Regions from separate parts of the Mus musculus genome. Here region 2 is linked to region 1. A link is a loop called in an ENCODE intact Hi-C map of the cell type or tissue named here. Cell type or tissue: gastrocnemius. All regions are shown on one strand. Each heading gives the region's core, and the rest is flanking DNA. Links, peaks and the distances in the headings are about the cores only.

Region 1 (15,784 bases), core at 3,705-11,704:
CCTGGACATCAGAACACTCATGCCATGAAGGACCCCGCCAATCCTTTCTGGGATGAGGGAGCCCTGTTCACCTAGACCTTCACATCTGATCCCCAGAAAGAGCCACAGGTCTCTGTGGAAACCAAGGCATCTTCATGCCTTCTCCTTTCTTTTTCCTTTCCTCCCTCCCTCCTTTCCTTCACTTCCCTCCCCCTATTCCTCCCTCCATCCCTTCCTCCCTTCCTCCCTTCTTTCCTTCTTTCCCTCCAGAAGAGATGCACTTTGGTGACACTGTAAGGCAGCTCAGGGTAATGCAGAGAGGACACCTGGAAATGTGCAAAAATGAAAGTTCAAAAGGCATCCATACTCCACACTTGTGCACATAAACATGCATGCACGCACACGCACGCACACACACGCACACGCACAAGCTTGCTGATCTAGTATGGCTAGGGTCTGTCCAATCTTTGTTCATTTAAAAACAGAAAAAGGGAAGGGGCTGCAGAAAGCCGTCCTTCCATTCCCCCAACTCCCCTGCCTCAGGCCTGGCTGACCCCTAACAAACAAGCTATCTATTTACCAGCTTCTGCTCCTTTGACAACTCTGGAGCCTCTTGCCACAAAAGGTATCTCCCCGGATTCAGGAGGTTAAGAAAGCATAGTCAGGGGCTTACCCCAAAGAGATAGCAGACAATAGTTTTCTAAATGTACCAATCACATCTTTATTTACAAGAGAAAGATACATAGAAACATCCGCATCATCCACCCTCAGGGTCCGCTTAAAGATGTGGACAGCAAAGCAAGAGCTGAGACTCTGGAGACAGTGAGGTTGTGAACTAGTGCCAAGGAGCTGGAAGAGCAGTGAGAGACGCCAGCCTGGTAGAGGGGTGCCCGGGAGACAGGAAGGATGGGTCTGTAGTTTTAGAAAGACTTCCTGGCTGCCTGATTTAGTCAGTGTTCTATTGCTGTAAAGAGACACTGTGACCACAGCAACTCTTATAAAGGAAAATATTTAATTGGGACTAGATTAGCAGTTCAGAGGATTAGTCCATTATTGTCATGGTGGGAAGCGTGGCAACGTGCAGGCAGACATGGTGATGGAGAAGAAGCCAAGAGTTCTACATCTGGATTTGTAGACGGGCAGGAAGAGAGGGACTCATTGAGCCTGGCGTGGGCTTCCTCAACCTGAAAGTCCACCTTACCAGTAACACATGTCCTTCAACAAGGTCACACCTTCTCCAACAAGGCCACACCTCCTAATAGTGCCACTCCCTGGTGACCAAGTGTCACAATCTGTGAGCCTATGAGGGTCATTCCTACTGAAGCCACCACACTGCTGCATGGCCATCTGGATGTTGTAACATTCTTGCCACCTGTATACAGCTCCTGAGAGTCCTTACCCCACAAAGTACAGCCACATGGCTGAGAAACTGCTGCCCCCAAGAGATGAGCAACCCGGGACAGCCCTCAAGCAAAACACACACCAGTAGCCGGCATCTTTTCTCCCGTGTGATGAAGGGCACTAAGCCACTCACTCACTTGTCTCCATTCTGGAAAACTGTTGTTTTGGCTGTTGAATTAGTTACCTGTTGCATACGTGTCAAATTATCTTGGGGTAAACTTTAAGTCCCAGAATCAATATTTATGCTTTCATGGGTTCTTTAGGTTAGGAATGTGATTGCACAAAAATAGCGTGGTATTGGTCCTGGGATTTCTCTTGAGGTAACAGACACGAGGTCAGCCAGGGTTATAGTCCTGTGACCGCTTAGCTGAAGTCAGAGGCTCCATTGCCAAGGTGACATGTTCATATGACTATTGGTAAGAGACATCAGTCCCTCACCACAGGGACCTCCCCAGAGGGAACTTGAGTGGCCTCACAGCATAGCATGGTGGCTGGCTTCTCTAGACCAAGTGATCCAACAAGAAATGAGCTGGAAGCCACAGGACCTCAGAAGTCCCACAGACGCATTCCATCAAAACCTTTTCTTTTTCTTTTGCCGTGCCAGAACTCAAATAGCCCAGTCCTCATGAGTGTTACATACACTTGAAGCTATGTCTCCAAACCCAGCTGGTGAGCTGTTTGATATGAGAGGAGACTCTTCAAGGGTATGAACGTGAGGAGGTGGGGGTCATTGGAGGTCAACTGAAGGTTGATACCTCAGTAACTAATACTGTAAATGGAAGACATCATGGACTACCTGTGATGCCTCCTCAGCTCTCTGTCCTCCATCTCTTTGCCTAAGCCACAGATGTCCTTCCAGCATCTCTGAGGTTCATCTTGTCCGTATTCATAGATGTGCTCAGTTGCCAGAGCAGCACACAGCCTATTCTACACTGAAGGCTTAGGAGAATCTGGACCACATCCTCTGCTGTATCATGCAGACCTCTCTATCCCTATGATCTAAACTCAGTGCCCTAAAAGTCCCCCACTGCAGCACTTACCTTCCTAGCTGCCCTATCATTAAAACTAGCTGTGTGCCTTTTGAGAGTTTCCCAAACCTCTCTGAGATTGTCAGCCCTCTGCTATAAACTGGATGATCAAGTATCTGTTCCTTCCCCCAGGAGTTTCTTTTTCCAAAGATTTTATTAATTCATGTGTATGAGTGGTTTGTGTGTATGTATGGATGTATAAATGTATGCATGTATGTATACCGTGTGCATGCCTGTACATGAAGTTATCAGATCCTCTGGGACTGGACTTACAGATGCTGTAAACTGCTACGAGGCCACTAAGGAATCGAATCAGAGTCCTCTGCATGAGCCACAAGTGCTCTTAACCACTGAGCCATCTCCCGAGCCTCAGCCCCGCTGAGCTGGAGGAGGATATGGTGAGATTACAAGTGTCAGACACTTTGGACAATCCCAGGTATGGAGGATATACTAGCAACATCCCTTTTGTGTTGTCTTATGAGCACTGTGTCTTCCCGGACTGAGAGTTGTTTTGTTTTTGTTGTTGTTGTTTTTCCCAAAACATTTCCTCTTGAAGATCCCAAGGCCTGTGTGCAGAAGATGCTGAGCCCCACCTCCATCCCTTCAAGGATGCTATGAGGCCACCTTCTTCATTTAGTTGCCAGGGATGGCTCTGGCCAGAGTCTCAATGTTGTAGCCTCACCAAGCGCCTTCAAGAGCATCAGTGGCAGTGAGACACAGATGATCTGAGCAACTGGATCCATACTTTCTTGAAGAGAGACTTGGTGCTGCAAGGAAATAAAGCTACCAGGACAGGGCATGGGAGTCAGGGCTCTCAGAGGGAGGATTGTGTGTGGCAATGACATTTAGCTGGAACTTGGGTTTCTTATGGGTGTATGGAGAGAAAGGGAGAGAGAAAGAGAGAGAGAGAGAGAGAGAGAGAGAGAGAGAGAGAAAGAGAGAGAGAGAGTGAAAGATCTCAAAGACAGACATTACTGATTGAACAGAGCATGCTTGACCAGCTAAGGTCTCAAGAAGAAACAGAGATTACTGCTGGGAAACTTAAAACCCTTAAAAGCAGCTACCTGTATGGGAACTAGTTAAAATTCAGGTACGACTCATATGCAGGATCGCTGACCATCCTGTCTGTCAATTCGAGAAGCCGTGAGATTTCAAATGCCCAGCTGTCAGAGACACACCAACAAACAGGGAAACGTGGCCCATTCACTAGAACAAAATTAACCTTTAGACTCTGACTCTGAAGCGACAGACATCAGACTTACTAAGTGAAGACTTTAAAGCAGGTCTTAAATAGTATGCTCCAAATACTAGAGGAAAATACAGACAAGGGGTAAAGCAAATTAGGAAAAATAAGATGCAGACACATTTAAATGTTAACAAAGAGATGCAAATTATTTTTAAACAACGTGGAAATTTTTAAAAATTATTTTACTATTATAAAAAATTATTTTACTATTATGTGTATGGGTGGTGTTTGGGGACATGTATGTGTACCAATTGCCTGTCTGGTGTCCATGGAAGCCAGAGTGGGTGTTGGATCCCCTGGAACTAGAGTTACAGATGGTTGTGAGCCACCATGTGGGTACTGGAAATGAATCTGGGTCCTCTGGAAGAGCAGCCAGCACTCTTAACCACTGATCTATCCCTCCCACCCATTATTTTTTTTTAATGAACAAAAATTAGTCAAAAAGTAATGGAATCAAAGCATTCGCTGGAAGAATTCTGCAGCAGCTGACTCAGGCGGGCAGAATAAATAACAATACTGAAACGAAAGCACCTTAAGTCACCAGATATGTGAGAAAAATGAAAAAAAAAAGTAAACAGAGCCTGGTGTGCTTACAGATACCATCAAGCAAACTATGCATCATGGGAATTCTAGAAAGAGACAGGAGGGTGGGGGGAGGTGGGAAGGAAGAAACAGAGATACAATCTAGAAGAATAATGGTCAAGTTTCCTCAAATTTGAGGTAAAATATAAATTTAAACATCCAAAATCGTAACAGATATCCAAATAGGTTGCATGCACATTAATTCAAAAGCAAGGCTTATGAGGATTTTTTTTTCTCTCTCCAAGGACATACTTGGATATAGGACAACTTGAACTTGACTGATCAACTAGCTGCAAGTATTTATCTTGGAACTAGGAATGGTTGTGTCCAGTAACCAAGAATCTGCTTAGTGGCAGTGTTTCTGTAAGACAGAATACCGCGGAGCCATCAAGTGATGTCAGTGGGGTGTGGGACGGAATATGAAAGGAGGATCGTAAATGTCACATGCGGCCTTGTTTTCACACTATAACATAACTGTGAATAGATGTGGACAAACTCAGGAAGCAAGACAAGAACAAATTAAGAATTCACTTTCTTCTTAGTAAATGAGATTAGGAATTCTCCCCACTTGTTTTGCTTCTGTGTAAAATTATGCCTTCTATAATAAGATCTAAAAATACATTTAGAAACTCGTAACATTCCAAGAAAGCATCAGAGAAGGGCTTGAAGTGACGCTGAGGTGTCCTTACGGTGCTGTCTCAGGTCAGCATTCAGTGGCTCTTCCCTCAGGGGCCTCTGTCTCTTGTCCACCACTGACCTTGTGAAAGTTCCAAGGTTGTGTTACTTCAGGTTTGTTAACAGATCCAGGGATAATTTCTAGGCTGAGATGAAATGTCATCATTCCGTTTTCTCCCGAGTCACACTCTGCCAAGCCACACTAAGTGTTTCAGCTCCAACAGTAAACCTCTACAGACATCCCACTAGCAAATGAAGAAGCTACTTGCTTGGACAGCACTTCCTTCACTGGTCACAAGTGTAGAGCAAGCATCGGGATAACCAAATATCAATAAAAAGCTCAACTTTCTGGGCTGATGCAATGGCTTGATGAGTAAGGGCATCTGCTGGCAAACCTGATGACCCAGGTTCAATCCCTGGGACCTACATGGAATGAGACCACCTCCTCAAGTTCTCCTGTGACCTCCAGGTGTTTTCGGTAGTACACATTTGCATGCACACACACCCAGGCACACATCAGTCTGCCAATCAATCACCCAATGGCCAAAGAAAGCTTGGCTTTCTTACTTCTCAGTCTGTTCAAGTGTCTTGGTGATCTTCCCCCTTAATTTATGAAATTTCATCTTTCACGATCCCCCCCCCAATAAATACAAGCAGAACATATAAGACAGTCCCCTCAGTTTTGCAAAATCCAAATGCAAAAATCGTAAGATAAAATGAACGGCACTCGTTACCTGGCCCTGACTCTTTCACAAGGTTGAGGCTCTGACTTACAGGCCTTCTTGATGGACCCAGATACAGATGCTATAAAGCGAAGTTGACTTTTTAGGACTGCAGGCCAAGCTGTTTCCAATCCGGAGAATCTGCTGAAGCTATGACCTTTGACCTAAGCAAACGTCATTGCAAAGATGAAATTTTTGCCAGGGAAGGGTTTCAGGTAGATACCAACTTGTCCCACTGGCACTTCCTGCTGTCACATCTTAGAAGTAGTGTTTGCCTTGTAGATGTGAGGTGAGAGTTTGTTCCCCAGTGCTATGAAAATAGATAAGTAAATCTTACCACCAACCCAAGAATGTTTTGCCATCAAGAATCAAAATCCAAGCTGGGTGTGGTGGCGTACACCTTTAATCCCAGCACTTGGGAGGCAGAGGCAGGTGGATTTCTGAGTTCGAGGCCAGCCTGGTCTACAGAGTGAGTTCCAGGACAGCCAGGGCTTACACAGAGAAACCCTGTCTCAAAAACAAACAAAACAAACCAAACAAAGAATCAAAATCCAGTGCCACTGGAAAGCCATGCATACACAAAAGATGCTAGGTGAATGAAATTGTTAGCTGGGGAAGACATGGGGGTCAGGCAGTGTTCGTGGGTTCAAGTCCTTTTCTGCCACAGACTCTAAAATTTCAAGAGTCTCCCAGAGTTCCCCATAGTGAAGAACCAATCGCAGCACAGCAGGGAGATCTGCCCTGGGCCCCAAGTCCTTCTGGAAAACAGCACATTATACAGGAAGCCAAAGCCAATAGGTAGGCCTGTAGCCAACTTAGTGGCACACAGAGAGACTAGGGGTGAGGAAAGGAAGTGGGTCTATAGGGACAGAATGTAGTCAAACAGAAAATTAAAACCAGAGGAAACCCACCTCTGAGCAATGGATTCCACATCTATGGCATGGGACTATCTCCGAGCAATGGACTCTACTGTTGCATAGAGCCATCTCTGAGCAATGGACTCCGCTGTGGCAAGGGCACTGTTTTTGTTTGTTTGTTTGTTTGTTTGTTTGTTTGTTTGTTTTTTCTCCCTGCCTCCATCCCCCATCCTGTCTAAACTCCTGTCAAATACACATTCCAGACCATCTGATCACTTAAATATTAACAGAAATTTGCATTTTGGTAAGATTCTAACTACTGTAAAAGTTTTCTCGGGACTCAAATAGTCAGAGCTCCGTACAGGTCACAGAACATAAGAACATTCTAGAAGATGAAAAGCAACAGCACAGGAAGGTGTGCAGGGAGCTGAGTTTCCAAGCCCGTGTGCTCTCCTTAGGGATGTGCTTGACTGACAGACCTCTGTTCAGCGTGTGAGCTGCACACACTTGGAAATGACACTGGCCTGAAACCAAGCTCTGTGCTCATTAATGAGACAGCTCTGAGCCTAGTTTTTCTGTATGCAAAATGGGACAGTAAAGCTGTGGGGTCAGGAAGCATGCCTGGCAAGCTCTCTGGGACATTAGTGTCTTTCCTCTCCCCATGCCCACACCCGTCCAGCCCAATCTCTGATCTTACTTGTTTTTAAAGGAGTGAACTGGAGTCTCTTGAGAAGGACTTGCTCCTTGAAGGAGTCAGACGGTGAACCTATGAGGGTTCTTTTGTTAGCGTGTGATAAGCAATGAAGGAAGACACCAGCTCACATCACTGAATATGTTAGAGATCTATCTCTTAATGGCTTCAGGCATGGCTGGATCAGGGGCTCTGATGATGGTAAGTCTTAGCTCCTCTTCTTCTCAACAGCTGGACTCTGTTCGCTCTGTGCCACTTTGATTTCCAGGCATGGTCTTCCCGTATGATGCTCCTGGAAGCTCTAAAAGCAAGAAATGACTACCTAAAAAGAAAGCATCCTTCCACGACCCCCAAACATTTACAGATGTCCCAGTACCAATGACCTTAGCCAGAGTGATGGGGTGGTAGCCCACTCCTGGAGACAAGCGGAAGGTGTGTCCTCCCAGGGAGACCAGAACTCTCTTTGCAGCAGGAGAGAAAGGGTAACTAGGCACAAACACTAGCCGCTGCACGCACCTTCCTCTTTGAAAGAAGGAAAATCAAGAATAAAGGGATGTCCAGGCAGAAACTGAGGGCACGGCACCCTCACTCACTGCCACAGAGCTGATCTGGAGAGATGAAATGGAAGGATCCAGAGTCAAAACTCCCAAAGAGTTTTGGGATATTTGAAGGGTTTTTGTTGTTGTTATTTTGGTTTTGCTGTTTGTTTGTTTACTCCTAGGAATCTAAGATCTTAGGACTTCCAGAAGGGAACACGTCCAACTGAAATCCACGGGAAGGCACACAAGAGGAGGGAAAGAAAGCACTGGGCACCGGCAGGACAGACCAGGTATTGGAGAGCTAGCCCTTCCTTCTTAAATGCTTATTGAAATGTTTGAGGTCTAAAACAAGATGTATTTACTGGCACTGAACTAGGAGAAGAAAAAACACAACACAGAAACTAATCGAGTTTAATTAAACGTCAGAACGCCTGCAGATCTTCATATTTTATCAGAGTCATTGATGGCTAGGTTTACTATCCCTCCCAGACCCCATTACACTGGGAAGTAATTGTAACGGTAAATACAGCCCTGTGAAATAAAGTTCACGGGATGGTCACTGGGGAGTCTTAGCTTTGCCTGCGGATGCACCCACAGCCAGAAGACTAAAGCCAAAAGGACTCCTTAAAACCTTCTCTGCCATCTCCATCAGACTGAAAACAAGGGGCAGGTGCAGGGTGTGATGCTGGGGAATGCTTTGAGAGTCAGGGTACCTGGATCTCTCTGGACACATTGGAGCCAGGGAGGCCACAGCCACAGGTCACCATCCCCCTCCCCCAGTCCCTTCTTCCTAGTGCCTCCTTGACTGAGCCCCCACCCCTCTTTTAAACCTCTATCATGGCAACCACCTCAGGGCCAGACCCCTAATTACCAGCTTCTTCTAAGTGTGTGTGGGGGGAGCCTTTGCCAATCCCGCCCCATTCACAGCACAGACCCAGGGGGCCAGGCAGGTTCAAAAGGTGAAATAAATGAATCTTTACACATTACAAGGGCCCAAGCAACATTCTCTGTGGCATTAGGGCCCCTGAAAGAGCAGCAAGTAAAAGCAGGTGTGTTGGGCGCCCTGTCAGCTAACAACACTGATAAGGCTGCCATGCCTGGTTCTGCTTCATTTCAAACAGACTGCTCTGGAGAGGAGGGGAAAGCCAGAGCAGAAATAATTGCCGGAGCTTCCAGTGAGCAGGGAGAGCCTGCAGGCAGAGATCAACGGGCCTGATTTCACCCTCTTCTCTTTATTTCTATAACCTTAAATGTTCTGCTATTATAGAAGTCATTATGTCAGCTCGCCCCAGCCTCTCCAGCTGCCCATTTTCAAATTGTATCAATTGGTAAGGCTTTGGGGCTGAGGGAACTCCATCTTGATTCCTGGTTCCTAGGCTTTGCAGATAAAGCGACTCCCCCCCACCCCACCCCACCCCAATCTGATTCATCAGGATATGCTGTCCTGAGCATGCGTCTAGATCAGATCCTGCCCCCAACCCCCCCTCCCCCACATACACACACCCATGAACTGCCTAGAAACCAGGCAGGGCGTGGGTGGATCGATCTTTCTTTCTCTCTTTCTTTCTCTCTTCCTCTTTCTTTCTTTCTTTCTTTCTTTCTTTCTTTCTTTCTTTCTTTCTTTCTTTCTTTCTTTCTGTTTTTTTTCTCCCTCCTTTCAAATGACGGATAATAAAGCAAACTGAGAGCAAAGCAATGCTTGTTACAGAGCTTCTGTTGACGTGGCTAAAGGGGAGTCTGATATTTCCTCTTCCCTGGGGATAGGGTCAGCGGGCTCTACGCTCTGGAGTTTATTGGTGACCTCGGGCATCTCAAGCAGGAGAATCGGGTGCACTTGCCTCCCACGAGCCTGTTCGCATAAACACTTCTGTGTTTTATTTTGCTGATTGTGTGAGACATGGTCTCACCATACTTCTCCGGGCTGGCCTTGAACTCACAATCCTCTTGCCTCAGCCTCCCCCAATGCCTTGCACTCTGTGGAACAGACACTTGCCAGGCAAAGTGTAGGAAGAGCTGGGAAACAGGTTGTGTTGACCTTTTATAGCTAATCAGTTACAGTAAAAAGAAGCACATTAAACAGACACATATTCTCGGGGCCTTGGCAGGCACACAGGGATGTGAGGGAGTTGCTCAAGAGAGTACGAAAGTGAGCTGGTTGCTCAAGAGGGTGCGATAGTAAAATGTCCAGGCCAATCAAAGGAAAACCTGCAGAACCAACAATGACTTGTATAACTGCCTCGGCATACACCACCTAGAGACTTGGTCATGTTAAAAAGCGGGCAGGGGGAAGATGCGCCATCATTCACCAGGCTCGTGAGGGCATCTGGCAGCCACCAAGAATGTGGAAAATGACTTGGAAAAGAGATTAAGCCAGAGCCTCCTGCGCCATCACCAGCTCTCTTTGGAGCTGATGGGAGAGAGTTGGAGACATGAGGAAGAGCGTGAGGAAGAGCTGGCATCATGGGTCAGAGATGGGCTGGCTCTGTGGCGAAATGAAGGAAGAAATCAACCAGACGCCTGCACTACCACTGAGAACTTGGGGGGGGGCAGCGGGAGGAGGCAGGAAGCAAGGGAGTATGAGACCCCAGCTACAGGAAAGAGCACCAAGATGGCAGCCGGTCCCCTCAGCCCCTTCCTTAATTCCTTCCAGTTAATGTAAGTGTAGAGGAGAGGAAGGGAGGGAGAGAGAGAGAGAGAGAGAGAGAGAGAGAGAGAGAGAGAGAGAGAGAGAGAGAGAGAGAGAGAGAGAGGAAAAAGAAATGCTAATTGAGCCGGGGACACTGACAGATCTAACAGAAAGTGTCTTCATTGGGAAATTGCCATCTGAAGCCCCCTTGTTCCTTCAGAAAACCAGGAGGAGTGAGGCAGAGGGAGCCTGACAGGAAGTGAGGACTCCAGACTTCAAACACAAACATTATGAAAAACAAGCAACATCTGCAAACAGTAAGTACTTATTTATATTTTATGGAGTGTGTGCTTGGGATTCTGACAGGTTTTTAAACAGAGACCATATTAAGCCCATTCAAAGGCGAGAATGTCCCTTTTAAAAATGCATTACCCCGCTGCTCAGGCAGGCAGGCCGGCTGCTGGCCTCAGGTGAGCCCTGACCCCTGCCGACCTGGTCTAACAAAACACACATGCAGGTTTGCAAGGGGGGCCGTTTAGTGCTCCTCTCTCAAGGTCATCGCAGGCGGGGGCTGGAGGGTTAGTATGCAGCAAGCTTTTCCCTCGGCTGACAGAGGCGCTTTGAACTTTTCCCTTCTGAACAAATAGGAAAGGGAACCGCAAGGAAACTGAGAATCTGAGGCAGGAGCCTTCCACAGCTGAATAAGCTGTAAATAAATACGTAAATAAATAAATATGTGGCCATCCTTGTCCCCAACAAATGAAAGACGCCCCTCCTAGGCTTCCAGGGGCTTTGTGCATTTGCTGCATGTGAGAAACTTTAAAATAAAAACAACAGAATAAACCTTCTCTTTCTCGCCACCCCCCCCCAAGGATGAACCCTTTATTTTTGACAACAAATACGAGATGGCTGGCAGGTACCGTGAGCTCTGTTCCATGAAATATTTAGTAAGGCAATAGCGACTCCCTGGACAGCTTAAGAAAACCACGATTATATTCAGAGAGAAAGCCACGAGCAAACAGAGCGGGCAAAACACAAAGGAAGATAAGGGAGGAGCTTTCAACAGGACTTCCTGTCCAATAAGGCAACCAGGCTTGATCCATATGTTTTGAGAAAAATCAAAGTGTCAGAACTATCCAAAATGTCAATCGCTCCGGTAAGGAATATTGTCTAACATTTTCTATTACACCGTTCAAGAATTTGCCTCGCAGCGCAATTTGGAAGGGAAAAAAAAAAACTCTTTCATTTAAAAAAAAACACTCAAAAGAAAAGAAGGAAGGGGGGAGGTGGGAAGAGGCGAACAAGGCGCGTTTGAGGGGAGTGTAACACGATCGCGCTCCGGGCTCCCAACCGTCCTGAAAGCCAGGCTGATGAAAGTGGCTCTCCTCCACACCTCTCTGCAGTTCTTTCCTTTCTTTCCAGACACTCTTGCTGAGGGACTTCCTGGACAGTGGCGTGGAACGAAGCAGGCTTCATGCACCGGGCCACCTGAGGCGCAAGCCTTCGGCAGTCTTAATATTGCGATGATCCGAGAAAATGACTTAAGGGATGAGCGAAGGAATATTCCACTCATCTCGCTAGGTGCCGGGTACCCAATCACGGGGTGACCCACTTTGGAAAGGCCTTGCAAGGCAGCAGAGGGACTGACTCCCCATGTGAACAACATAATGCTGCTTTGGCAAAATGTAAACAACCCCCCTTCCCCCCGCCCCCCCCCCCCCCTTGGGACTGGCCTGGTCTGTATCTGGTTTGACAGAACTTTCTGGCTGCTTCTGATTGCCTCTGCCACATCCTGGAAATTCTAGAGGGACAGACCATACAGGAGCTGCTGTCTGTGCCTGGTGGAATCTTAAACAGAATGAAACAGGCCCCCAACAATCAATATTACCGACAAATTAATCTCTGCAAATAAACTGCTTTGCACGTCAAGACTGTTCCAAGTCCCCAGAATAATTGTGTCATGGAAGTTGAGGTCTTTGCACCAATTCCGTGGCATTTTTATTTTCTCCTGGGCAGTGGCAGTAGCAGCAGCAGCAGCATTCAAGGCTGTCTGAAGAATGAGGCTCAGAGAGTCAGTCCCCCCAGCGGCCTCGACCTCCATCTCTGCTTAAGACTGTTAAGGCATCTACCCTTTCTGGAGGGAAGTGAGAGGACAGTCAGAAGTTGTCTATACTGCCCAGACTCAAAAAAATCACTGGAAGTTCAGCTTCAGCAAGGCTCCTCAATATGAGAATTTGGGTTCATTTTCCTCTAAGGAACAGAAAGGGCATGGGATATTTTTTTGTGACTTCCTAAATCCCTGAAGCTGTCAGAAAGGAGGCCAGAGGAAAGTGCTCCGTACCCAGTCTACACCAATATTAAATCTTGGCCCCCTCTCTACTATCTGATGACCACCACCCCCACAGGCAGCCTTCTGCTGTGCAGTATCTGGCCCCTCCCCTCTTCTGTCATCCAGCTCTGAAGGATTAACAAGTGGAAGGCAGTGAGGGACAAGCCATCGGGCAGAGATTCCGTTCCCACTGATCTGGGGTCTGAGCTACCTGGGAATCTCAGAGACAAGAACAGCCCAGGAACAGCCCATCGCAGCAGGAATCAGGAGTCGCCAGCCTATAGTTGTCATTAGTATGTAAATTTTAAAAGCTCAGTCAAAAATATCAATACCTCCCACTTAATTTATTACTATATAAAGATGGATGGTGGCGAAGCATATCATTGATTTTCAGAGCTCTTAAAAAATGGCAAGGAAGAAAATAGTCCAAGACAACACAAAACACTGTGTCTCAAAATTAATCACTGTGTTTTTTAAACACACACACACACATACACACACACACACACACACACACACACACACACACACACACAAATGCACTGTACAGCAGCCCGTATGGTTCAATCTTATTTGATTGCCTATTTTGAAAATGAAGAGATGGAGCAGGGCATTTATGTAAAGAGCTCTCCCGCTCAGAATGGATTAGATGGAGCAGGTTAGCATTTTTACTGTATCGACAGCAGACTCTTAGACAGCCACACTCCAGCCTGGCTCTTGAGAGGAAATCGAAGTGAATGCAGTCCCTTGGCAGAGCCAGGAAGGATAACCTATCAGTCCCCAGACCTCAGGCAGCCTGGCGTTCACTGGCCAGCTTAGGCCAGGCTGGCTCCTCTTATTCTTTGACGCAGTAAGACTGCCATTCTCCTGTTTATTGAAGTGTTAGAAGAGATATTCATGATCATGGAACTCATAAGCAGACTCATCACCAGGTTCCAGAAAAGCCCGTAACCTGAGAATTCCACGTGTGTCTGAAATGACAAGGAAACCAGGGCCTGATCATCCCCTGTGCTGCCGAAGGGTCACTTCCCTGCCCTTGACATTTGGAGATGTTTGCATTTATACAGAGGGGGAAGGGGCTGGAGAAGAGAGATTTTTGAAGAGGCAGAGAAGACAATAAAGGTGCAGTTGGTGGAAATCTCTCACTTTGCCTGGTTTTTGTTTGGATTCTCAAAAGTGTTTTGGCTCTGTGTCTTTTGAATAAACAGCCACCCGGTTAAAGGAGATGAATGAAAGAACGTTGGGGTGGAGCAGATGCAGCCCGGAGAAACGCTGCAAATACCCCCTAGAGGACCCGCGCTCCCAAAGAGGAAGAATATTTGTCTTCAATAGCAGTAAACCCAGGATGTTTGTCCTCCTCTTCCCAGAGTCCCGGGTCCTCCCTCAAACCTCCTCAGCAGATCCTGGGAATGATGGGCGATTGCCGTGGGCTTGCCAGGGTCTCTGTGGAAACTTATCTTCTTATAAAGACGTTCTACCTGTCATCAGGCTACGAGCCACAGGCAACTCTCCAGGTTCATTACACTGGAAATATGCAGCTGGTAGATGCCTCCTGTCCTGAGAACCCCAGTCTCCATCAGGGGCTGCTTTCCAGGGTCCTTGCCATCACACGGACGCTTCTGAATTATCCAGACCACGTCTACTGCAGTGAGCAGTGGCGTACCTTTCCTCCTTGCTTTGTTTATGAAAATATGCATCAACTTACTAGATGTCTTCTTGCTATAATTGGATTTAATTCATTATCTTTCCTTTCAATAAAATCACAGCAAAACACGGGAATATAAATGTGCAGGCTAATTGCTTATGGAAATTCAGGGGCCGTCGTTGGTATAAATTTACCCCATACGAGAAAGACACAGTTGTGTCGTTATCATAGAATTTTACAACAATGTGTAATTATAGAGAGAAGCAGGTATAATTAGCAAGCCTTTCCACAAAGCAGGTAGCATTCCTGGTTAAATATTTACAGCTCCACAAACAGCCAGTAATAATGAGTTTTCTCAGCCACACATTACAGACCATCCAACAAATACCCCGCCAAGTGGTCATTATCACTCCAGCGAGCATGGCTTTGCTTTCTTGCCTGCAAGGATGCTTCTGCAGCGTCTGCAAGACAGGAATCCAGGCTGACGTGCCTTGCTGCCTTGCAATGGTAATGAAAACAAGTATGGAAGCAGGCGCTCTCCTTCTGCAGAGAATCGCAATTAAAGCTGCATATTTAGAGATTTAGAGATGACATCAGCCAAGAGTCCTGCACTTGGGTGGCAACAAAACTCGCCCCCCCTTTTCTCTTTCTTTCTTTTTTCTTCCTTCCTTCCTTCCTTTCTTTTCTTTCTCTCTTTCTTTCTTCCTTTGTTTATTCATTTATTTCATTTGTTGTTGTTGTTTGTTTCTCTTTCTATCTGAAAGAAATGGAAGCAACCTGCAAAAATGCCTAAAGCTGCCCACAGCACAAGTGACTGCCAAACAAGTCCACTGAGGGTCACCCAGATCTGCAGCTGTTGCACAAAATAAAATCAATGCAGCTCACCCTGGGCAAACACCCTCTGTGGCTCTTTATTACCAAATGATATGAACTTTGACCCCACCTGAACAAAATTTAATATTTTTCTCCCAAATATTTAAAAAATTCATTCTGGGGCTCGAGAGGAGTCAGAGAGTCTGCGAGCTGTAATTTGACATCTGAATTATTCCGAGGTTAATACGGAAAGCTATTCACAAGCTTATTTGGAGACGTGTCAATCAAGATATCACTTGTGCGGAGAAGATGGACTTGGGCTTAGGAGAGCAGATAGCTTTCAGGGAAGCACAAAATAAAAGGAAGGCGGGCTCTGATGACTATGTTACGTCTTCATTCCGCACAATGACATTTTTCTTCTCCTGAAAAAGCTAAGAGAGTCTGTCTCAGGGCTGGCCGTGCCTTTTTCCACACCTGTGAAAAACATTTTAATGTTTATTAAAAATGATAACCATAAACAACAAACATGGTATTGAAACTCGCCTCTGTTAATTTCAACGCTCTGATTAAGATTTTAAGCAACGCTTCTAAATTAGACTGTCAGGCTGCCGTCCTCAAGGCTGGGCCGGGGTTCTGATCCTGAGCAGGGTT
Region 2 (15,784 bases), core at 2,689-10,688, 66 kb before region 1:
GTGCTTAGCATAACACCAACATGATTGAATAATGTCAGTGGACAGAGTGAGGAACTTTTCACCAGAAAACACCGGAATCGTGATCAAGTGATAATCTGCTTCAAAGATTACTGCAGAGTCACCTCAAGCCCAGGGGCATAAAGTTATAGCAGCTCACAGATTTCTCTAAGTGCCAGATAGTCAAGTGAAACTGTTTCTCTTGTTCATCTCAGCCGTCAAATCGCAAGGAAGTGTTCCAGTGAGCTCAGCGTGGGTCATGCTCTTACTGCTGATACAATTACAATGGTCAGGGTGTGTAGGAGGAAGAGACTCTCCTTTGAGGCTCATGATGGACTCCATCAAGGATGTCTGCTGGGCTAGAGTGGGGTGGAGGGATGAGGAACAAGGCCTGGGCAGAAAGAGAAGGGAGCTTGATCTTGGGCTGGCTGTGTGGCAGGCACAGCATCCTGGTTCCATCTCCAACACCATCAAAAGGGAGAAGAGTGCTCAATTCTTTCACCAAATGCCAGTCTGGTATGGTTGGTGACAAAGCACTGGCTGAGACCAGAGCCAGCTAGCCTCAGAGACCTTCCCACACTTCAGATGTTAAGGTCCCCTTTGGATCATATGGGGCTGGACACAGGCTGTGCAACAACTTTTCTAGCTATTCTAGCTGAGCAGCCTTGGGTGGGGGAAGAGCTCTAACACCCAGCAGAGTGACAAAGGCTGGTTGAATGAGGACTCCTGGGGAGCTCAAGGTCACCAGAACTTTAGTGACAGCCATTTCTCTTCTCTCTGTCATCCCTCCATCTCTCTTCCCCTCTCATTTGAACCTGAACTGGAAAATGCTTGCTGGAGCTGGGTACTGGCCTGCCCTCGTCTTGGGGTTTGATATTTACCAAATGCATTTCTGCTTGGTAACTAAGAAATAAAGTCAGACTTTTCCTGAAGCCATCTTTACAATATTTAAGAAGACCACTTGCAAATATTTTTGAAAAAATAAAAAATAAGGCCAGGTGTGGGGCACACCCCTCTAATCCCTGCATTTGGGAATCTAAGGCAGAGGATCTTGATTTTAAGACCAGACTGAGCTATAGTGTAAGAATCAGTCTCATACACACAAACCCATTAAACAAATATAATCATTGTGGTTTGAATGAGACTGGTCCCTATAGGTTCATGTTTGAATGCTTGGTCCAAAGTTAGTGGAACTGTTTGGGAAGGACTAGGAGATATGGCTTTGTTGGAGGAAGTTTGCAACTTGGAGTGAGCTTGGAAATTTCAAAAGCCCATGCCAGGCCCAGCCTCTCTCTCTCTCAACCTGCTGCCTGCAGATCATGCTATTCTTCTCTCATCTACCACCACAGTGCCATGACTGTCTGCTTCTTGCCATAGCGATTAGGGACCAAGCCTTTAAAACTGTAAGCAAGTCCCCCTGTTAGATAACTTTGATTTGTAAAAGTTGTCTTTATTACACTGTCTCTTCACAGCAGTAGAACAATAACTAACAGGGTCATCATCAATATAATTGCATGGACAGATTTAATAGCTATAAAATGTCACAGCAGTTCAAAACACCATTATCCAACAGAGTAATATGGTAAGTTACCCTGTGTCCAGGTTTGTCATATGACAGGGACTGGTCACCACGTTTCTGTATCTGTGGTCAGCGCAGAAGTCCAATCCAGTGCCATCAGCCACTCTATTTTGGGTTGTCTCCTGCCTCCTCCCTGCCACACCTGAGAACTCCAAATATACCCTCACCCGCTGCTGACTCTCACTCAAACACACAGGCACAGTTGGAGCCATTTATGAGGTCAGCTGGGAGGACTGGGCCTGGGGTGTCTTATCCTATGTTCCCACTCTCCTAAGATGTTCCTGTTTCCTTTTGTCCATGGCGCAGTCAGGCCAGGAGGTAGCCACACGGGGTCTATCTTCCCAGCAGGGCCCCTGACCTTTCATGTCCTGGACTAGAATAGAAGAGCAGAGTGGTATGGCCCAGCTGGAAATAGGACTTGGGAAAAGGCCACAGGCACTACCACTTGGTCACAGCACGTAGAGGGCCACTGCCAGAATTAGAATTATCCAGAAATGTGGAAGGAAGAGACGGCAGGAGCCAGGAGCTGAGCAGAGCATGGGGGTTGGGGGGGGGGCTGGGCAGGCGGCAGCAAAGCCAGTTCTGGCAGATGGGCAGAGGGCCTGCCTGTCAGTGACCTGCTGGGCAACCATTGTAGGGCGAGGAGTGTTAGGAACCAAGCCAGGCTGGCCTGCAAACTATAGGCTTTTAAAGAAGCTGTCATGGCTGACCAACCTTCCCAAGAAAGACCCTTGTGTCCTGAGAAACCATAGACAGTGGTCAAACTTGTTGTACCTAGAGAGAAGCTGAGGGAGGGTCTACTCCAGCCTCTTCTTTCTCCAAATCCCTGGCTCTCTCTGTTCCCCACGAGGTACATCAGTGATCGGAACCTGTGGAGACACCATGGCAGACTATTCTCATGTCCTCCTTCATGGGTCCTCACCCGTGTGACAGTTACTCAAAGCTGGCATCTCTCCTTGCTCCAACAATAGAGACATTAGCCTGTTTTACGACAGGCCATGAGACATCTCGGAACTGACATGAGGATCATGTGCAGGGGGTGGGGATGTTGTTTTGAGTACTTCATAAGTCAGACTTCTGCAGTATTTCAGCCAGCAGGATGCTGCGACCTGTGACACCAGGTATTGTCAGCTCAGTTTATGAGACAGGAATGGCCAGAAGGATCCAGGGAAGAACCAGAACAAAAAAGGTGACACTTGGAGTCTCAGAACAGCACAATTAACCAAGTGGAATGAGACTTCTTCTTTTTTTGGGGGGGGGGGGTTTCTCTGTGTAGCCCTGGCTGTCCTGGAACTCACTCTGTAGATCAGGCTGGCCTCAAACTCAGAAATCCACCTGCCTCTGCCTCCCTAGTGCTGGGATTAAAGGCGTGCACCACCACCGCCCGGCTAATGAGACTTCATTTTAAAAACAGGCAGCGATGTCCACATTTATGAGAATTAAGTTGGACCCCTTCACACCATTCACACAACCAACTAAACATCCTAAACTTAAGTAGAAGAACTAACACTTCAAAAATCCATAGAGAAAACTCTTTTTAAATTTGAGTCAAGCAAAGTCTTCTTTAAGACATCAAAAGAATGAGAGAAATAGTTCAAAACATAAAGACTTGTATACGATGAAATGCCTGCAAATGATATATCTAGGGGCCATGTCTACAATATATAAAGACACTGTAAGTGAACAGTAAAACAATCAATCCTATTTAAAATCAGGAAAATACTCTTAGCAGACATTTCTCCAAAAATGATATGTAAACGGACAATTGTCATACAGAAAGGTAGATAGCATTGTTATCCATCAGAGGCATGCAGTCCAAAACCACGAAATCCCACCGCACTAGGCTGGTGTCTTAGTTTGACTTTCAAGTGCTGAGATAAAGGTCATGTCCACAAGGGCTGGAGAGATGGCTCAGTGGTTAAGAGCATGAATTAGCTACTCTTCCAGAGGACCTGGGTTCAACTCCCAGCACCTATATCATAGCTGTATGTAACTGTCTGTAACTCCAGTTCCAGAGAATTCGACACCCTCGACAGACAGACATGCAGACACAACACCAGTCAATGCATACAAAATACAAATAAATAACAAATCACTTAAAAAGATTATGACCACAAGCAACTTGGGGAAGGAAGGGTCTACTTGGTTTAGTATCCTGAGTCACAGCCATTGAAAACAAAGTAGGAACCTGAAGGCAATACCTGAAGCAGAGGCCGTGGAATAATGTTGCTTACTGGCTGATCTCCATGGCTTGCTCAGCCTGCTCTCTTATACTGCCCAAGACAACCTGCCCAGGGATAGCCCTTGCCCCCAATGGGTGGGCCCTTCCATACCAATAATTAACTGAGAGTATGCTACCACAGATGTCCCTGCATGCCATCTAAATTGAGGTTCTCCTTTCCAGATAACTCTAGCTTGCACCAAAATCAGGACGATGGGGGGGGGGGGAAAGATAGAAAACAGCAAGTGTTGTGTTGACAAAGCTCTGGAACAATCTCAGCCCCCCCAGTGTTGGTGGGAGTGTAAGGTGAAGCCTGCTGCTGAAAAGCAGTTTGGTAGTTATTGGCTGAATTAACCAAAGTTCCGCATAACCCAGGCATTTCCTCCCTAAGTGCGCTAGTTACTTTGAATTGTCCTCAAATGTTCTTTGTCCCTTCATGAATTTTGAGCTCTGTAATACCAGACATAACACCTGCAGCCCCAAGACTCTACAAGGGCCTGGCTCTGGAGTGAGGTGCCCTCTGCAGTAGTAAGAGGTGAACAGGCCTGCTCTCAGCCATAGCTCTCTTGATTGAGCCCTTAGCCTTCTGACATATCTTATGTGCCGTAAAATAATTTTTTTTTAGTTTTATTCTTGTCCTTTATTTATTTATTTTTTAAACAGGATCTTGCTATGTGGGTCAGGGTGGTCTCAAATTCACCATCCTCCTGCCTCAGACTATAGAGAACCTTCTAGAGTTCTCACCTGTGACTGATGTAGTTTCACCATGTTGGGATGCCACACACCAGAGCATAATATGCTAGGAAGGATTGGACCCATGCAACTTAGAAAGAATTAGAAAATTGTTTTATGGTATTTCACACCAAAAAGCACCAAGAACTCCATGGTCATGAGAGACCCAATTTAGTTCAGTTATCCTGTTCTTCCAGTATTAATAAATAATTCCCATACATACCTCATGACAACGGCTACTGGTACTCCTAACACCACATATATGCTCTAGGGAGAAGGAAGGACAGAAATTACCTTTCTCCATGGTTTCTAGTTTAAGAAGACATCTGAAACCTCCCTAGCAACTTCACTTACAAGAGAGGTTGGGAGAAAGTCTTTCAGCTGGCCACACTACTGTCCTTAGGGAGTGTTTAAGGAGGAAGAGTGGGACTTGGTGCTGGCTGAGGCTCGGGCAGTGTTGACCAGGTCACCAGGCATCAATAGCTCATCACACTGTGACCACACAACCAGGAAGTCTTTCCTTTATAAGAGTGAGCAAAGCCTCACCTCTTTGCCCAGGGCACTTTGGGCCAATCTGAGGCACATTTCCACAGTACAGAACCAGTGTGGGCCGCTCCTCTCTTGTCACTAACTGGGTCTGTGACCTGAACTCAGGTTCTGTGCATAGCATCTTTTATAAGCTTCTAGGAGGGAAACACAGACCCCTCAGTAGGCACAGGAAAAAAAGAAGCCACATGTCACCATGTGGCAAACAAATTGTATATTCTACATTACCTAGAGAATAAATTGATTTACTTAAGAGACACACTGTCATACCTGTGCTCACCTTGGTGGGGGAAAAACTGTCATCCCATGCAACATTAGGGAAAGCTGAGAGATGGTGTCCAGGGAGGTAGAAAAGCCAGTTTGGGTGAGTGTGTGGTCTGTGCCTGGCTCATTGGCACCATCAGGGAACTTGAGAGAGCTATGAGTCCTATGGGCGCTCATGTGCCCCATTAACACACACTCAACTTGGTAAGCCTGCTTACACTACTGACCTGGAGGCCTCCTCTACCCCCACCCCAGGTTCAGATAACTTAGCTCTTGACAAATGAGTAAGCGAACAGCTCTGCAGGTGGATAAATCTAAGAAATCCTTCCCACCAGGTTCCTCTACCCACAAAACACAGCAGCTCCTCTGAGGTCCTGACCAGTCCAACATTACAGGAACATGGTGATTGTATTCAACTGAACACCTCCCAACCTCACTTACTATAAACTCTTCCTAGAATGCCCAGATGCGGAATATATTTCTGGAAACACCGCCCTTCCTTGGAAGAGAGAGAGAGACACACACACAGGAAAGGCAACAGAGGCTCCTCTGTGATATTACATTTTCATAATGAGTTCTAAGACCTCGTACCAATCAGGAGCCGATTTAAGGTGACTGGGAAGCTGACATCAATTACCTCTCACAGAAGCCACCCCTCCCTGTTTCTAAGATTTCAGCCTCCATTCCCACGGTCTATCCAACTCAGCACGCCCAACCAAATGCCATCACAGAGCACAGTTCTTCTGAGCCACTTCCAGTGTCCTCCCAGGCCCTGGGACATTCTCTTTACATCTCTCTTCATCAATAGCCTTCCCTCTTCTCCACACTGCCTTGGCCCCTACTTCAAATCGATTGGCAAGTTCATTAGATGGTATCTGTTCTGTCTCCCCGCCTCTGCTCCTTCCCACTGTGACTAAGCTGGCCTGTTGCCCCCACCCACCTCCCTGCCTGGTTCTCGCCACCCTTCCTACCTGCCACCTGGTGTGTTACTCAATCAAATGCATGCTGCTGGCTGCTGGCCTGCTCAGAGCCAGGTGCACTTTCGTCAAAGTAGGTCCACTTCGAAGATTGGAAACTGAGGCTCAGAGAGGTGGAGTAACATCCTAGGTCACAGATTCAGGAGGACTGGGGGGCCTGGACATCATGGTGCCTGCTGCTGAGCACTGTGCCCTTCTGTGGCTCTTGACCCCATTCCCTGGCTCCACCTCCATGTAGGATCAGTACCAGGCCCACCCCTGTATTAAGTATGACAACATTCCCTGGCTCCACCAGCCATGATCTGCCTTCTCACCTGCTCGTGTGTGCACACATACCTTCTGCGGGAGCCTCACCTCACTCCTGGTCCTGCTTGCAAAGAGCAGGGATGCTCTTCTCTTCCAACCCCAGAAGCAGCATGCTTTCCAGGTAAGTTATTATTAGCAATTTACAGAGGAGCTAAGGGGAAGCCCAGGCTAAACCACAGCCTGTGTGGGAAAAGACCGCAAGGTAAAACCTTGGCGGTGTCTCGGGTCTGTAAGAGGGTGCTGGGCAGGCACAGGGGTGAGAGCATCCTGGGAGTGATTGGGACGGGGTGGGGGTAGGGGATCCTGAGGGATGTGGTGGCATTTGAGATGGGGTGAGAAGGTCAGCTTGAGTTTCGGAGGCAGCACTGTGGTGGAAGGCATGCCAGAATGAAAGAACAGGCGGTACAAAGCCTGGAGGAAGGGCAGGGGCCAATCCAGGACAGCGAGGAGTCAGGTGTGGCCAGGGTGTGGGTCACAGACACAGAAGCTATTAGGGAAGCATTAAACTGCAGGACAAGCCAACAAGGAGTCCCAGAGAACCGAGAACTGACGAGTAAGTGTCTGCCCTCTTCTGTGTGTGGGGCCACCAGATCTTTGGAGCAGTCCTTTCATTATATATATCGAGGACCCCTGACTGGGACCCTCAGGCGACATGAGCTTCATCCTACTGCATTTTGGCCTGAAAGCATGGACATGGAGATCCAGGCCTGGCGTGGCATGCAGGTGCAAGGCCCAGAGTTCTAGGGGAAGGGGACACAAGGAGGCAGGAGAGGGCTTGCCTAGCCGTCCCCAGTGACCAAAAACGACCCAAGTTTCTTTCCTTGCTTTCCAAGTGGAAGGACACCTTGACTTTCACCATCCTGAAATACACAGGTACTTCTACTCAGCCAGACTGGGACACATGAGGTTAGGAGACCATGCCTTTGCTCAGCTAGCTCCATCCAGGTTGATCTGCAGGCAGGAGATGATGATGCCTCAATGAGATCTGTAGCCATCCCATTTACCCAGCCAACTCCCATTATGCATTAGACACAAATTCCTGAGCCATCAGTCTGACATCTTGTAACATCTGTCTGTGACCTCGGCCTAGAAGCAACCATATCCATGGCTCAGACCCACATGGCCAACCTCATCCCTGGTCCCTCCGCCTGCTTTCTCTGTCTGGCTAGACCTGTGGTCACTCGTTGCTATGACCTGTGACCTGCCTGTGACCATGGGCTCAGCCTTGACAGCTCTCCCAGCTGCTGACACTTTGGCCACCTGGCAGAGATACCAAGCATCTATGGCCTCTTAGCCTTTCTGTTTACATCCCAAGCTGTCATGCCTTTATCATGGGGAATACTTCTAAGCGTACTGGCTTTGACCATTACGAAGTATAAGAACTAGTAATGTCTATGTGTGCACCATGCTGCCCAAGCACTTCCCCTACCCACAGCCTCAAATATTTTTCCAAAAGGAAACACTACTCCCATTAAACCGACTCCCCTTCCCCCTCTCCCCTCAGCCTCAGATAAACTCTGGCTTGCTTTATGTCTGTACAAATTTGCCTCTCCTGGCTTTTATATAAATGAAATAATAAATTGTGTGATTATCTGATCTGACTTCCTTCCCTTAGCATTGTATGGATAAGTCCTTCTATCCAGTGAAGGATGCTTGGATTGCTTTTACATCCTGGCTGTTGTAAATAGTGCTACTGTGCACATTTGTATGTAAGTTGCTTTGTTCCAATCCTTAGGATTAAACCCAGAGCCTCACACTTACCAGGAAAGCAGTCTACCACTTTATTTATTTATTTTTTTTAGCTACTGGGTCTCTCTGCTCAAATTGACAAATAACTCACTCTAACCAGTGCTGGCTATCCACCTGCCTCTGTCCAGTGGAGTGTGAGCATAGTGCATGTCATACACCTCCGAGGGTGCAAGTTTGGCTTTGCACATTACTTTCCATTCTTTGTGGCATCTATCCAGGAGTGAAACTGATGAGTCAGGCGACATTGAGAAACTACCAAATCCAGTTAACATTTTCCCCAGATGTAGACGACCTCTGTCTCAGAAAGAACTGGAACACATGAAGAGAAGCTCTGTCCCTCAAAGGTAAATGCTGTAAATATAAATGTCTCCTGCCAGGGTTTTTGTTTATAATGCCTAAATATGCACATATTAAGACTGTTTCCAAAAGTTTATGCAAAAAAAAATGGCAATGCAGGAGCTGAGACGGCCTGCCACACACTCACATGAGAACCTAAGACTGGCTCCCCAGCACCCATGCAGGAAGCTGTCTGATTCGTGAACTGCAGGTTCAGCGAGAGAGCTTGTCTTAAACATAGGTGTGGGCTCGAGAGGCGGCTCCGTGGATAAGAGAGATTAGTTCTCCTGCAGAGAACCATGTTTGCTTCCTAGTACCCACACCAGATAGTTCACAAGTACCTGCAATTCTGGTTCCAGGGGATCTGACACCATCTTCTGACCCCCAAGTCAAACCTGCACATAGGTGGTGCACATACCCATGCACAGAAATACATACCACACATGCAAAATAAAAATTAGCAAGTAAATTTTTAAAAGGTGGAGAGGGACTGAAAACAGTCATTTAATTCCCCCTGGCAAATGGCAAAGAGACACCTTGTTGGGGTTTTATTCTTATAATAGTCAGGGGCAGAGAAGATGGCAGTCCTTTGTTCATCCTGGCTTGGTGGCCAAAGCGGGCTTTTTCCTAGGACTCATAAAAATCAAATCAAATCCAGGCAGCGCAGCATGGGAAGGGGAAGACACACAGAGACATGTGGACCACTAAGCCACCCTTCGACACGACCTCCAGTGCACAACACAGGCAGGACATAACACCTGTGTGCCACCACACAGCACAGATGGAGGATGTCACCCAGGGGCCCACCAGCCACGTGACCAGCCTACAGCGGGACCCATCACAGTGTGGTAACATGTGGTAGTCAGGTGGGAGAGACAGGGAAGTGGAGCAGCTTGAACATGATGAAGGAGATGGATCTGGAGACTCGAGGGTGGAAAGGAGCAGCCAGCTGTGAGAGGCTAGCCCTGCCACCTGAGGCCATGGTAAGGTCCAGCCCAAGCTGCTGCTGAGGGCCATGATGGAGTCTGAGGCTAGCCCAAGCTGCTGCTGAGGGCCATGATGGAGTCCGAGGCTAGACAACAGCAGGGGTTGGTGTTGATGTCCATACTCATATTACCACTAAAGAACATGGTTGGGGCAACCTCCAGGGACTGTGGGTGTCCAGGGACTGTGCATAACGGGTTGCCACTCTCTGGAGATCAGAGGCAGCACTTGGGAGAGTGGCGTCTGTAACTTGACTGGGCAGCACAGTGGAACTGGCTCTGGAGGAGGGGGTGTGGGTGAGCTGGCCCCGAGGGCACGAGAGCAGGAGGGCTGACCCTGCCACCTGCCTATGGCGGCCTTGGGTAACTTAGCCTGGGCAGCACTGGAGAGCTCACCTTGGTGGTGCAGGTTGACCAGTTCAGCTACCACTCAGGCCCAGATCCAGGGTTCTGAATTGGCTCACCCCAAAATGCAATGACTCATTGCAAAGTGAAGATGTACAGACAGAGGGATGTACTGGGGGATACACTGACATTCTAAAGCTTCTGTAGTGAGATGTTTTCTAAGCTTTGTTGTTGTTGTTGTTGTTGTTGTTGTTGTTGTTGGTGGTGGTGGTGGTGGTGGTGGTGGTGGTGGTGGTGGTGTGTGTTTTATTTGGGGGAGGAAGTTACAAGGACAAAGGGCAGGTACGAGGGATGAGGGGATAAGCAGGACTGGGATGCATGATGTGACACTCACAAAGAATCAATAAAAAGTTTTTTTTAAAAAAAGTCATTTGACATCAACCTGTGGCTGTCATGTATACAAACATAAAACATGCAATATGACATCAACCTGTGGCTGTCATGTGTACACACATAAAACACGCACATATACCCATACATAAAACACACACACACACACACACACACACACACACACACTCACACTGTTTTGGTGGGGTTACAGAGGTAACATGCAGTGAGCCGTTTGAATGGCATCTTCTTTCTCAGTAACAGTCTTATTTAAAGCCACACCCGAGCACTCCCTGCTTCCTTCTCTGGTTTATTTCATGCCCTGGTATGTCCCTTCATCCCCCTTATTTCCATTGTATTAGCATAGCTCAGTAAATGCAGTTGTATTCATAGCCTAGCACACATTAGGAGCACAGGACACATAATATGAACTGCTGAGCGAGTGGATACTTGTGAAAAATGAAAACCCTACAATCCGATTTCGCTATGAATTTTATTTGGTCTTGTTTATTTGAGTTAGGATCTTTCTATTGTAGCTCTGGTTAGCCCAGAACAATCTGTGTAGCCCAGGCTAGCCTCAAACTTGCAGTTTTCCTCAGGCCCCAGCCTCCAATATGCTGAGGTAACAAGAGGTTGAACAGACAGACCCTGCTTCACAACTGACTTCATATGTACTGCTGGCGTGCTGCCGCGATGGCTGCCCATTTTACTCCCTGTTGGTGGCCATCCACACTGACACACTGACACAGCCTTGGTTGTCCCTTAAAAGCTCACCCCAAAGTGAATACAGTACCCAGAATGCCAAGGGCTACAGCAAAGGTTTCACCCATACTTGAGCCTTCTCAGTTTGTTTGGTAAAGAGGCCTCATCTTCTATCTCAGACATCTAAAAAGAGCCTGGAAAAGACTTAAACCCCCAGCCCCAGCCCAGTGCCCATTTGGCCGCAGTTTCAAGATTGGTCTCTTTGGAATGCCAAGCGAAGGGAAAGTCCCCAAAGGGAGACCACGCCTCAGCCGCCATCTTCCTGCCCACGACTGAGCAGCGATCCGTCCACCTCATCAGCAGCCACTGTGAAGCTCGTATTAGTTGCAGATGACTCCGATTAGAGGCGGCATCGTCCTGGCTCCTGGAAGAATATTGAGTCAGAAATACAGCTATTTTAGGACTTTAAGCAGATTTATACTTAGGGCTTCAAAGAGAGCCAGCCAGCAAGGAAAATATGGTAACTGTTGCTTTAAATTATAGCTATCATTACTTCAAAAGGATACTCCATCAGGAGCCACTGAAGGCTAAAACTATTTACATCTCCTGACACTTAAAAGCAAGCGAGCAGTTCCAGACTGACAGCTTTGGACACACTGGCCACAGAGAACACTGGGCCTTGATGGGATGCAAAGACAAACATGCCCAGGGAACAGGAAGAGAAGGCACCCTGGAAGCCTCCACATCTTACCATAGCCTCGAGAGGATTTGGGGTGTGGGGCACGGGGATCTTGTCTGGTCCTAAACTCTGGAAAAGTTGGTTTCCAGCAAGGCAATAAGCCAGCCTATTTGCCTGGCCACTGGCCTTCAGAGCCCTGCCATGGGGAAATCCCACCTAGTCTCATTGGTACAAGTGCCAGTTCAAAATTGTCCCCTCCTTCTTAGGCTACGTTGTAGAGACTGACAGGAGGCTAGCCCATATATGGATCAGAATCTGAGCTAATGACATCAACAGAGACATTGCCAAAAGTGGGGCTTGGCAAACAGACTTCCCCAGATTAGAGTTCAGGCTATTCAAACGTGCTTCTTGGACAAGACACAGCCTATCAGGTGGCATGATTCAAGTCCCCATCTCATAGGAGCTTAATTGAGATGACAGACCCTGGGCACTTCATTTGAGTGATTCTAGATGCTGAATCAAACAAACTCCAGGAAGTGCCTTACTCCACCATCTGTTAGGATCACAAAACAACTCAAGGTGGCTCAAGGTAGGCATTTCTATTCAAGGGGCCGCTGTGACAGTTTGGAGTGCCCTGCCTCCTCTACTGTTTCTTAGGTTTTGGAGTTGTCTGCTTTCTAGAAGTGAGGGTGTAAAGGGCTTCAGGAGAATCTTTGGGGTGCAGAGACACTTAAATTTCTATGGTTCATGAGTGGCACCACCTGCCCGCCGTGAGGTTGGCATAGTTTGGCTTCTGAAGTAATGCCTTTCCAACACATTTCCTTAGCCTCTGTCCTTCCACCACCCTGCCTGTCACCTAGACGCCCCCCCCCCATCTCTGTGTTCACAGCCTCAATTTGGAAGAATCTAGAGCACGGATAGACTCTGCCTCCACACACTCTGGCTGGGAGAATTTAGCAGTAAAACCCAGAACTTAACCACATTCCTGCCATGGTGCATACAGATTAGCAAATGCCATCAAGCAGGTGGTACAAGCTAGAGAAAAGATGTACAAACATCTTCTATAGCAGAGTCTAGCCACAGTCCAGAGGCCAAACTTGATCCCCTGTCTGCAAATAATGTTTTACTGGGATGCCAACACACACTTTTATGCGAGGATCTCTGGGAACTGTAGTCAGTGGCTGAGTTTCTGGCAGGCAGGAGAAGCTTAGCTGTTCAGCAGGCAGAAAGATGTTGTCTGCCACAAGCACTTCCTACAGAGTTCACTGGTTTGAGCATCATTTTAGCCCACTGTTTTCTATTACAAACGTTCAACTCCACAAATGAGATCCAGAGGGTTTTGTGCAAGACTACCACTGATAAACAGCAGTCTCAGAGTTAGAACCCAGCTCTCTTGGTCTCAGCCCTACCTTAAGAGCTAGGAGAAGGAGAAGTTTCTCCCAGGGCTGTTTGAGGTTGGCAGGGACTTGAACGTTCCTCACCCCCCAGTTTCGGAAGGCCAGTGTTTCAGGAATGCGTACAATTTTATAGTGCAGGATGGTTGGCTTTGCCTTTCTCCCGTGTTCCTGGACCCGCCCAGTCTGCACTGTTCACTCAAAGCCTTTCTTCCCAGAGTCAGCTCCAGCCTTCTTCACCCAGAACCTTCCTCTAGCCAGCAATAGTCCCAGATGGCTCCAGGATTGGGCTGGAGGCTCAGGGGAGCCCTCATCCATCCTGGCTGGGTCACTGTTCTCTCCTGCACTCAGCCATGACCCACTCTGCTCAAGCCTGGACACAAGACATGTCCTGTCCCTCTCCTGCCAGGCAAGGATGGGGTGACTTAAGTAGACACAGTTGTGTGAAGTTCAGTGAGGGTGGCAGGCGGCGTGAGAGGAAGTCAGACGCTGTGTGTTACCCAGACCGACCGGATACTTCTCTCTGAACTTGTGCTCCCCCTTCCACTAGAAAATTCTGTCTCCTTCACTCACCGTGTTGGGACACAGGGTGGAGGAAAGGTCTGAACAAGACAGTGGCTTGCACAGTGGACATTTGTTGGCCTTAACAAATTCTGTTTTCCTTTAGAGACAGCTACTGAGCTTCTTTTGGATGTATGACTCCTCCCCCACAGTCTCTGCAGGATTATCGGTCAAGATGTCCTACCTGCCCCTGCCCACCTCAACCAATCACACTCAGACTTCAAATTATGATTGTTGAGGGACTCAAGAGTATATATACACATATACATATATACTCAAACACAGGCATATTTACACACACACCCTCATGCACACACACACACACACACATTTTAAACACATATACATACTCATACACAGGTATATTTGCACACACACTCATGCGCACAGGCATATTTATACACACACACTCATGCACACACATATTTACACATATATACATGCTCATACACAGGCATATTTGCACGCACTCATAGTCACACAATACACACTCCTGTACACAATGCACACATACATATATTCACACACTCTCACACATACACATACACACATGCACATATTTACACACACATACCTATTCACACATTCTCACACATACACATAAACACTCATGCACATGCACACACTTACACATACATGCACACTCCTGTACACACACATATACATCTTCACACCCTCTGAGTCATACACGCTCATGCAATGCACATATTTACACACACTCATGCACACACATATATACACACACATACATATTCACACATATACAATCACACACACTCAGACACACACAGCCTCCAAATCCTATGGCCTCACAATTCTTCCTTAAAAGTCTTCCTGTATTCTCAATGAGGCCAGCATCCCCCTCTGAACTTTTCTTCCTCGTCTCAGCCTCCAAAGCAATGCTGCAAGTGGCACCCAAAGGCGCCTCCCACTGCTCCATTCTAATTGCCACACTGCCTTCTCTAGATACACTCTAGTCACCTAAGGAACTGAAGAGATGACTCAGCAGTAAAGGGGACTTGCTTCCACAGGATGCAACCTTATTTCCCAGCACACACACACACACACACACACACACACACACACACACACACACACACACTCACACACACACACACTCACTCACACACACTCTTTTTTCTTCCTTCCTTCCTTCCTTTCTTTCTTTCTTTCTTTCTTTCTTTCTTTCTTTTTTTTTTTTTCATTTTTTTGACTGGGTCTCACTATGCAGCTCCAACTAGTAGCCTGAAACTCACTATGTAGATTATGATGGCTTCTGAACTTAACAGAGATCTGACTGCCTCTGCCTCTGCCTCTGCCTCTGCCTCTGCCTCTGCCTCTGCCTCTGCCTCTGCCTCTGCCTCTGCCTCTGCCTCTGCCTCTGCCTCTGCCTCTGCCTCTGCCTCTGCCTCTGCCTCTGCCTCTGCCTCTGCCTCTGCCTCTGCCTCTGCCTCTGCCTCTGCCTCTGCCTCTGCCTCCTGGGTACTGGGATTAAAAGTATATGCCACCGTAGCCAGCCAATGTAAACAATTTTCTAAAAGTCACCTAATGTATGTAAAGCTATTCAAGCCTGAAGACATATAAATGGTTTTAAATTTAAGCTGCCTCCTGATCTTTCCCAGTGAGTAACAGTAGCAGGGTAGATTTTACCAAGAAACCCAACCCCCAGTGAACTAGTTTTTATGCCCTACAACTTACATCCCAACAGTTTCTCAACTTGCCAGGCAGTACCCTGGGTACTTCCATGAAACTGTTCCCTACCCATGCAGGCTTCAGTGTTCAAGAAATAATTAGTTCCCTCTCAGTTCCATACCCCCCCCCAAGTGGTTGTGGTTTTCATCTTTTTGTGGTGGTATCTTCCTCATTTGCATGAGAGTATCCCCTCAGACTGTAAAAAAATCCTTACATAGAGAAAGCCTTGAGTCTGTGTTGCCTTCTGAGATGAGAACCAGACATGAAGTCATCAGATGTCTCAGTTGGTCACTCTAAACCAAAGTCAAGGGTTATCGTATATGTCCAGGCT

Evidence for each region. A loop is a pair of places that touch in the nucleus more often than their neighbours do. Peaks named below come from ENCODE experiments on the same cell type or tissue, not always from the same donor. Only the 100,000 strongest peaks of a DNase experiment are listed, where the experiment ranks them.
Region 2: it touches region 1 in a loop (2.0-fold over the local background); 2 of 42 quality-filtered maps call a loop at or near these places.

What each region holds. Positions count from the first base shown.
Region 1 is chr8:91,708,973-91,724,756 of GRCm38, reverse strand. Gm36325 (a long non-coding RNA gene) reads left to right here and starts at 9,942. Exons shown (of 3, transcript XR_387906.3): 1 at 9,942-10,375; 2 at 10,567-10,663; 3 at 11,769-13,813. RefSeq lists an enhancer at 8,232-12,320. In gastrocnemius, for the core only: no CTCF peak of the experiment used is centred there; a DNase peak (open chromatin) is centred at 11,018; H3K4me3 peaks cover 916 bases.
Region 2 is chr8:91,773,655-91,789,438 of GRCm38, reverse strand. Gm36380 (a long non-coding RNA gene) reads left to right here. Exons shown (of 5, transcript XR_387907.2): 5 at 213-925. Among named protein-coding and RNA genes, the nearest start is that of Gm36380, 12 kb to the left of the region's middle. In gastrocnemius, for the core only: no CTCF peak of the experiment used is centred there; no DNase peak of the experiment used is centred there; H3K27ac peaks cover 603 bases.